2 separate regions of the Homo sapiens genome follow, and region 2 is linked to region 1. Evidence: chromatin loops called from intact Hi-C (ENCODE). Cell type or tissue: PC-3. All regions are shown on one strand. Links, peaks and the distances in the headings refer to the core of each region. The heading gives the core; the rest is flanking DNA.

Region 1 (4,412 bases), core at 315-4,314:
TATTGTTGACAATGGAAGAAAGCTGTAGAAGAATTAATTAATGTGGACAAGAGATGGCCACATTAATACTCTCAAGGTGGTGTTGAATTTTGTCTAATTCACCATTAACAGAATAATTGCTTTCCAGTGAAATTTGTGTATTCTCTACAGATTGTCATGAGCCTTTCCAAATAGAGATTAAGTTAGAACTGACCTGATGCTGTATTATTGCCAATAATAAAGAATAGTAAGGGTCTTTCTTGCCTATCAAATGTACAAAATAATTTAGAAATTAAATATTTTCTATACAGTATAACTCAGAAACAGACTCAAGTTTATATAAATCTGAATTATAATCTATTGCTGATAAGGAATATAATGTAATTGACAAAAAAGCCAACTCTTATATCTATTAGTCAATACATTCTTCCATTGAGAAGTACCATAAGAAGTAAAAATATAATCGAACAATTGTTTCTCAGTTGTGGATTCAGAACTGGGGTGCAATTTTAATATGAAAAGTGTTGCTATTAGTGATATGGACAGGAGACAGGGAAATACTGGGTCCAAGAGAGTGGTTCCCCGGCAAAGGCCCCATCCTCAAGCCCGAAGACCTGAGGCCCTAAATGAGGACAGGTATTTCTGCTTTCATGCCCCAAAAGTTGCCTTTTGGCCTGCCACCCCCTCATCCTGCCCCCATATAAACCCGAGACCATAGCAGTCACACACACATGTGGCTGAACGTAGGGACCAGCAGAGCAGCTACTGCAGAGCAACATGGCAGAGAAATAGAGAAGAGGAGGGATGTCTGGAGGCTAAGGGGAGTTCAGCCAGGGACGGTAGAAGAGTCCAGCTGATGGGTGGCCAGACTCCAGGCGAAGACCACCTTCCCACTCCATCTCCCCTGCTTCTGGCTCCCCATCCATCTCACTGAGAGCCACCTCGACCCCTCAATAAAAACTTGCACTCATTCTTGGAGCCCAAATGTGATGCAATTTTTTCCAGTACACTGGGCAAGGACTCCGGCTGTCACACTGGCCTCTTGCCCTTGCAATAAGACAGAGGGTCCATTGAGCTGATTAACACATAAGCTGTCTAGAGACAGCAAATATGAAAGAACTTGGAAACGCACACCCATCTGGGCTTCAGGAGATGCAGACACTCACCCCTAGTTGCTGCTGTGGGGTCAAAGCCCAAAAGCGCTCATGCCAGCCTCTGTACCTGCCCGTCTGCCTGATCCCCCTAGGGGTTTGAACTTCAGGGCAACCAAGCATGCAACACCCTTGTTGCACATCCTGCGAGGGGAATCAGGGAACTCTCCTGTTTCATAAGGAAAGTTTAATATTAGGTAATAATAGAATAACAATATTTTTACATACAAGAATGCATGTCATCTATGTTAGTGACTTAGCAGGGATTTTTGGTCCAGTTACTTGAAAATATGTCATGGTCATGTGGTCTCTGGATGGATTGCTGTAGTATGACATTATATTTAAAACTAGCTGGTTACCTTTCCAGACACTTTTGTTGGAGAAAACAGTAATAAATTGCTGTGAAGAGTGCTAAAATACTGCATTTGACCTAAAAAATAGTTGTTTCTCCAAATTAAAGAAGGGAGATTATTTACAAAGCTAGATAAAATAAGTTTGAAATGAATCCCAACGTTTAATGATACTAGCTATTACAAAATAACTCCAACTATTAGTAAGCTTAGTTCAGTTACATTACCTCTTATATCACCTTTGAATTGTTCTTGAAGCATTGCTTATTTTCTGGACAGCATTGCCAATACAGTTTAGCTAACTGTGAGGCCTGCCTGTCAACTACTTCCCTTCTGTATTTCTAATGGTTTGGAGAGTAATTACTCCCCAGAGGCTGTAGCATGCCCCGTGCAATATGAGCTGAGCAGTCTGACCAGAAATTCTTATAGGCCTAAGCCTGGGCTCCTGCCAACTCAAACAGTAGGAGGATTCTTGGCTTCTAAAGTAATTTTGGTACACAAAGCCAAGAAAGAGTTTCTGGATGGTTTTAGTTGATTTTAGATTTTAAAAGCCGTGGGTTCCTTGAACAGACCAGGCTACTTTATGAGAAAAAAACTGAAAAGTACTGACTAAAATTGGTCTTTTCTTCATTATCCTAGGTAATCTAGGCTATTGGAGATGGGGAACGTTGAGTCGCACCACTCCTGTTGCTTTAAAATAGGCCGTTTTACCTAACAAGATAGGACTCTATTTTTTCTTTTTCTTTTTCTTTTTTTTTTTTTGGGGGGATACAGTGTCTAGCTCTGTTGCCCAGGCTGGAGTGCAGTGGCATGATCTTGGCTGACTGCAACCTCCACCTCCCAGGTTCAAGCAATTCCCATGTCTCAGCCTGAGTAGCTGGGGATTCATGCAACTTAATATGACAAGTTAGCTAGGAATTTTTCCTCCCAGCCATCAACATTTAACCTTTGTTGCACATAAATGCATGAAATAAATTAGCCACAACTTTTGAAAACATTGCAATAAAATGCATAACTGCAGAGGACGAAACCAGATGAAATGGAAAAATATTTATCTGAAAATAAGTAAATGTGTTTGACCATTTGGTTGGTATATGATGTGCTTTTTCTCTAAAATCATGGACAAGTCAATATTCACTTTAATATTAAATTTAAATATTAAAATACATGAATTTCTATCAAAGATATAAGTAGGTTTATTAAATTATTATCATTTTATTTTAGTATTGCCTTGCTTAAAGTTAGCAACTTAAGATATTATTTAAAGATAATATTGTATACCCTTCATTGAGGAAAAGGAAATTCTATGAGAAAATAAGACAATAAATACCCTAATTATTTTATCTTTTTAATATTATTAATGAAGTCTTATGCAAAGTAAAAGTGAACATACTCATTAATATCTTTTCCAATGAATCCAATACCTCATAGAATTAAGTAATCTATAATTTAAAAATATCACAAAATATTAGTAGAAAAGTAATTTTTGATTTCATAAAGTTTTGGCACATTGTTGGGAATTAACTAGCATGACTTTTTATAGGTTACATGTTAACAAAATCGGGATTACTGCAAATGAATCATACTTTTTAAAAAAATCCTGGGGTAAATTATATTCTAATGTATATGATTAAGAAAGATTAATTTTAAAAACATTTTATTGAAATTTTATTTTATGTGTTACTGTTTTATGCCCAGAGATGACAGTAGTAGCCGTAGATAAAAGTTTCCTGCTCTTATATACCCTTTTATTTACAAGAAAGCTTATGTGTATTTCAAACTTATTTACTCTATCATGTGAAAGTCTTCTGGTCTCACACTATTTCTGTATACTGCATTAAGTGATTAAGGACATTGTGCAGAGGAGCATGCTGCTGGCAGATGGAGGGGAAACCACTTCTATCATTAGTCTCCCAGAACATTAGACTATTTTGAAAGATAGTCTACTCAAAGGAAGAATACTTAAACAATTGTTCAGTGACTCTTTGATTAGTACTATTTTTCTATTTGAAGGCTACAATGACTAAAACATTATAAATGTTGCCTTGTAGAAATAGATGGAACTGTTAAGCAATATTGTATACTGCATTCAACTATACTGTGTTCAGTTATCTATCTCTCCTTCAAGTAATCTTTTTGACTTGGATTACATTGACTCTGTTTTCAGAGATAATCTTTATTAGTCTGGGCCATTTATAGTACTCCATCTGTTTCGCCAATGATAGTATGGAAGTCTTGGCTTTAAGCAATCAACATATGGCATTTCCTGGTGATTATTACTGGTCTACAAATTGGCACATAGTCTATGTTAGCTCAGTGAGATTAAAGAAAAGCATTTGTATTCTCTGCTTAAATGAATAGTTGTCTCTCCTCCACTAAAAGTGAAGAGGGAACAGTCATGAGTTGATATGGTTTTGCTGTGTCCCCACTGAAATCTCATCTCGAATTGTAGTTCCCATAATCCCCATGTGTCATGGGAGGGACCAGGTGCGAGGTAATTGAATCATGGGGTTGGTTACTCCATGATGTTCTTGTGATAGTGAGTGAGTTATCATGAGATCTGATAGTTTTATAAGGGGCTTTTCCACCTTTGCCCAGCACTTCTCCTTCCTGCAGCCATGTGAAGAAGAATGTGATTATTTTCCCTTCTGCCATGATTGTAAGTGTCCTGAGGCTTCCTGAGCCATGCTGAACTGAGTCAATTAAACCTCTTTCCTTTATAAATTACCCAGTCTTGGGTATGTCTTTATTAGCAGCATGAGAACCAACTAAAACATGAGTGAAGCCAGCCTAAAGGAAGAACCAAGATAATCACAGTCTATACTCCCTATTGTTTAATGTCATATTAAATGTGAAAAAAGTTACTTTATTCAATTTACACTACTTTAAATTGGGTTCTCTATAACTTGAAGCTAAATGTATCTTCAACTGA
Region 2 (4,412 bases), core at 254-4,253, 87 kb before region 1:
TTAGGTTCTTTATATTAATATTAATGAGCTTAGCTTTGTAAGTTAAATGGCAAACATCACTAACATGAGATGAAAAGGAAAAAAAAAATTGCAACTGGGTATGTATTTATTGTCTTAGTAGGAAGTGGGGCCTGAGGAGTAATTCCTTTATTCTGATGAGCAGAGGGGCAACTGCAGGAAAGAAATCATAAAGAAGAGGGTAAAATTTTAAAATATGACTGTAGGAAAATGGATGAGACATGATTATCTTAAATAATTGCTGAAAGAGATATTCTGAAAAAACAGCTACTTGATGGTCTTTATTAAGAATTTTAAATATTACTTGCTGAGTGGTGACTGTGTTAATTGTACTGTAACATGGGGAATGCAAATAACTAAAAGTTATTGTACCAGTCCTGGGGAGAACCATAGGATTCAATTAGAGAAAAATGCTGTTAATATGTCTAGTGTGTGGAAAAAGATAACTCTCTTGATCAGATTTTCAGAGCTAATTACATATAATTGAAATATTTCTAGTAAAGACAATAAATTAAATTTATAGCAGAATATATTTTGAAGCCTTTTTCTGAAGTTTGCAAATTAACATATTTGCTAAATCTTGTATTTTGATTTAGAGTAAGGAACTAATCTTCAATTCAACAAATATGTTTCAGTTTGAATTTTAATGGATTTATTTCTTAAAATCAGCAACAACTGTAAAAGGATGATTAAGTCCAGAATATAGATTTTTCTTCCCTTCCCCACCTGCTCACATGATTCTCCTCTATGTGGCTCCACTCTCCGTTCACTTTAATCAGTATCTGTTTATTTTTCCATATGGGACCGACACGTTGACAAGTTGTTTCCTTACTGTCTGTCTTTTACTTTATTTTTAAGACAACTCTGGTAGAGTGATGGTGGTGAGGTGTATGGTTTTTATTGAGTGACATTTTCATTGTACTTCCTGTATAGGAGGTTTATATCACCTTTGTGCCTGTTTATTTTAAAAGAGAATATTTTTGAAACATGAGCCTGAGTTATTTTTAGCAGAAGCTAGCAATCTTTTCCTTCTCACCTGACTCAAATTAATTATGAGAATTACCAAAATGAGAAATCTTTCACACTATGATAGCTGGGATGCTGAGACAGGTCTCTTTATTAGGAAAATATTATTCTAAGAATTTTAATTTAAAGATAAATGTGTGAGGACTATGTAAGTATCAAGAAACACAATTGTGTAATATTTTTAATATTACTTGTTTTTTGGCGAGGAGAAGGACAGAGTCTCGCTCTTGGTGTCCAGGCTGGAGTGCAATGGCCCGATCTCGGCTCACTGCAACCTCGGCCTCCCGGGTTCAAGCGGTTTTCCTGCCTCAGCCTCCCGAGTAGCTGGGATTACAGGCGCCAGCCACCACGCCTGGCTAATTTTTGTATTTTTAGTAGAGACGGGGTTTCACCACGTTAATCATGCTGGCCTTGAACTCCTGACCTCAGATGATCCGTCTACCTTGGCCTCCCAAAGTGCTGGGATTACAGGCATGAGTCACCGCGCCCGGCCTTTAATATTACTTTTTAAACAGCTGTGCCTATTTCCTTTCCAAGGTAATTGTGGGCTTATGTTTTAAGTATAATTTACCTTGGATTCTATTCAGTACAGTGCAGATAAAGTCCTTCCTTATTACTCTTTTAGCTACACCAACCGTAAGATATTGATTTTAGCCATGTTGTTTTCTGCATGGTTGAATTTCTTACATTATATTTAAAGAGAAAAAGAAAAAAGAAGAGAAATATCTTTAAATCAGATTGATTCATAATCAAGTGCTTCCTACTTCTTAGTAGGAAACATATTAAAATAAACACCTTGAAAAATTTTGTATGCCACCTTGACACAATGGACTGTCACACTGAGGTAGTACATAGACACTGAGATTTATTGCCATGAATTTTAAAAGAATGTAAGGATGACTAAAGTCGAGTTACTGTAAATTTCAAACTCCATAAAAAGGTTTCCAGAAAGTAATGATTCACAAATGACTAATTGCTTCACAGTTGTTTTGTTTTTATAAATAAAAATGGAAAAATGTAGTAATTAGTATAGAATGTAATTTCAAAATAATTATGGATACCAATTGTATTTGACAATTTGACTTATTTTCTTGTGACATTCAGATGAATAATTTTGACTGCCATTAATATGGAAAGATCAGCTTTTTGAAAAAATTTATGAGAGACAAGTTATTTGAAATATTAGTAGCTTATTGGCAGTCTTTCTTTTTTAAAGCCATAAAGTTGAGACATTTATAGGCATCTGAGCCCAAAAGTAATTTTGGAAACTTAGAATCATAAAAATGGCAATATCAGATGTCCTTAAATAAGGACAACTATTGTTTGTGAATTTTAGGTTTATGGAATTTTTAACATTTCAGTGGAGTAAAATAGAGTTGATATGTTTTTATTGCCTTGACATTTAGTTTCAATCAATAGAAGACTATGGGGTTATTATCTAGCTGAGGGTTAGTTAAGTCATTTAAATCTGATTTCAGACAGTATTTTGGGGGTAAGATATAAAATGCCAGCAACTAGATAGAATTCAAAAATAAAGTTATTCTGACTTCACTGGACTATATACAAATTTATGATTTGTGTTTTGGCATTTTGAGTTAATTTCTCTTACATTTTATTTTGAAGTAAATCAAACTAATAAGGATCTCTTCAGAATTTCAGTGATTATCAGTAAGATATAATTTTTGCCATCTTGTAAAAGTCAAAGCAGGTGAAAAGAGGACCATGAAATTTATAAAATTGTGGGAAGACATAACTTAAGAATTTGGGACAAACTCTTGCTCGGTGCAATATCATGAAATCTCATGCCCCTTTTTAATAGTAGTCAAAAGGCAAACATGGTATCCAGTTTGGTAAATCATTTTCCTTAGTGTGTTTAAAATGATGGATGATTTCAGCTTAAATGGAGTTTTTTGATTCTCTGATTTTAATTGAAGTGTGACTATGAGTCAGATTTTATAACTACTACCACAGCTGTCTCTCTAATTTTGAAATTACATCTTTACTTTAAAGGCTTGGAGTAAATACATTAAAAAGCATTTCCCAAGATATTTTATTTTATATAGTTAGTGTGATATGGTTTATTTTGTATAAATAAGATTGGATTTAACTTCATAGTTTTGCAAACATCAGTGTTATTTGTATAGAAATATACTTCACAGACTAGTAGAAAGGTATTAATGGTTTTTGTGGAATTGTTCAGTGGTACAAACACTACATATTGAGTTTTCCTGAGCCCAAAAAGTATGAGTGGCTATGTATTTGTACGTAAACACCATAAATACGTGGATAAAGCACAATATTCTTACTGGGAAATTTTATCAGGTGTTCATTAGTCAGTTAATAGAAATGATGGAGACAAGTTGTCCCAAATTAATGTTCTTTTTAGCTTTGTGCTTTCATGGCTAAATATTTAACTCGAGGCAGTTTAAGAGTGGATAATTCCCTATCTAACAAAATTAGCCTATGGATAGCATTTTTACTGTGTTTTGAAATCTGCAGAGTTACATACTTTATTCATTTTTTCCAACTTTTATTTCAGCTTCAGAGAGTACATGTGCAGTTTTGTTACATAGATAAATTCTGTGTCTCTGAGGTTTGGTGTACAAATGACCCCATCACTCAGGTAGTAAGCATAGTACCCAATAGGTAGTTCTTTTAATTCACAGTTAACAACCGCCTACCTCAAGTGATCCTCAGGATCCAGTGTTCCCAGCTTTGTGTTCATGAGTACTCAATGTTTAGCTTCCACTTACAAACGAGAACATGTGGTGTTTGGCTTTATGTTTCCACATTAATTAGCTTAGAATAATGGCCTCCAGCTGCATCCATGTTGATGCAAAGAATATGATTTTTTTCTTTTTTATGGCTGTATGGTATTATATAGTGTATATATACCACGTTTTCTTTATCCAGTCCACCACTGATGAATATCTAGGTTGATTTTTATGTCTTTGCCATTGGGAATAGTGCTGCGATTAACATAGGAGTGCATGTTACTTTTTAGTAGAATAATTTATTTTCCTTTGGGTATATATCCAGTAGTTGGATTGCTGGGTGGAATGATAGTTCTGTTTTAAGTTCTTTGAGAAACCTCCACACTGTTTTCCACAGAGGGTGAATTAATTTACATTCCCACCAGTTGTATGTAAGTGTTCCTTTAACTCTGCAACTTTGCCAACATCTGTTATTTTTTACTTTTTAACAATAGCCATTGTGACCGGTGTGAGATGGTATCTCATTGTGGTTTTGATTTGCATTTCTCTGTTGATTAGTGATGTGGAGTATTTTTTTCATATCTTTGTTGGACACATATATATCTTCTTTTGAGAAGTGTCTGTTCATGTTCTTTGCCCATTTGTTAACAGGGT

What was found. A loop is a pair of places that touch in the nucleus more often than their neighbours do. Peaks named below come from ENCODE experiments on the same cell type or tissue, not always from the same donor. Only the 100,000 strongest peaks of a DNase experiment are listed, where the experiment ranks them.
Region 2: it touches region 1 in a loop (9-fold over the local background); 1 of 110 quality-filtered maps calls a loop at or near these places.

What each region holds. Positions count from the first base shown.
Region 1 is chr11:38,458,586-38,462,997 of GRCh38, reverse strand. No RefSeq gene overlaps it. Among named protein-coding and RNA genes, the nearest start is that of LINC02759, 190 kb to the left of the region's middle. In PC-3, for the core only: no CTCF peak of the experiment used is centred there; DNase peaks (open chromatin) are centred at 1,887 and 2,377; H3K4me3 peaks cover 525 bases; H3K27ac peaks cover 1,011 bases.
Region 2 is chr11:38,545,186-38,549,597 of GRCh38, reverse strand. No RefSeq gene overlaps it. Among named protein-coding and RNA genes, the nearest start is that of LINC02759, 99 kb to the left of the region's middle. In PC-3, for the core only: no CTCF peak of the experiment used is centred there; no DNase peak of the experiment used is centred there; H3K27ac peaks cover 761 bases.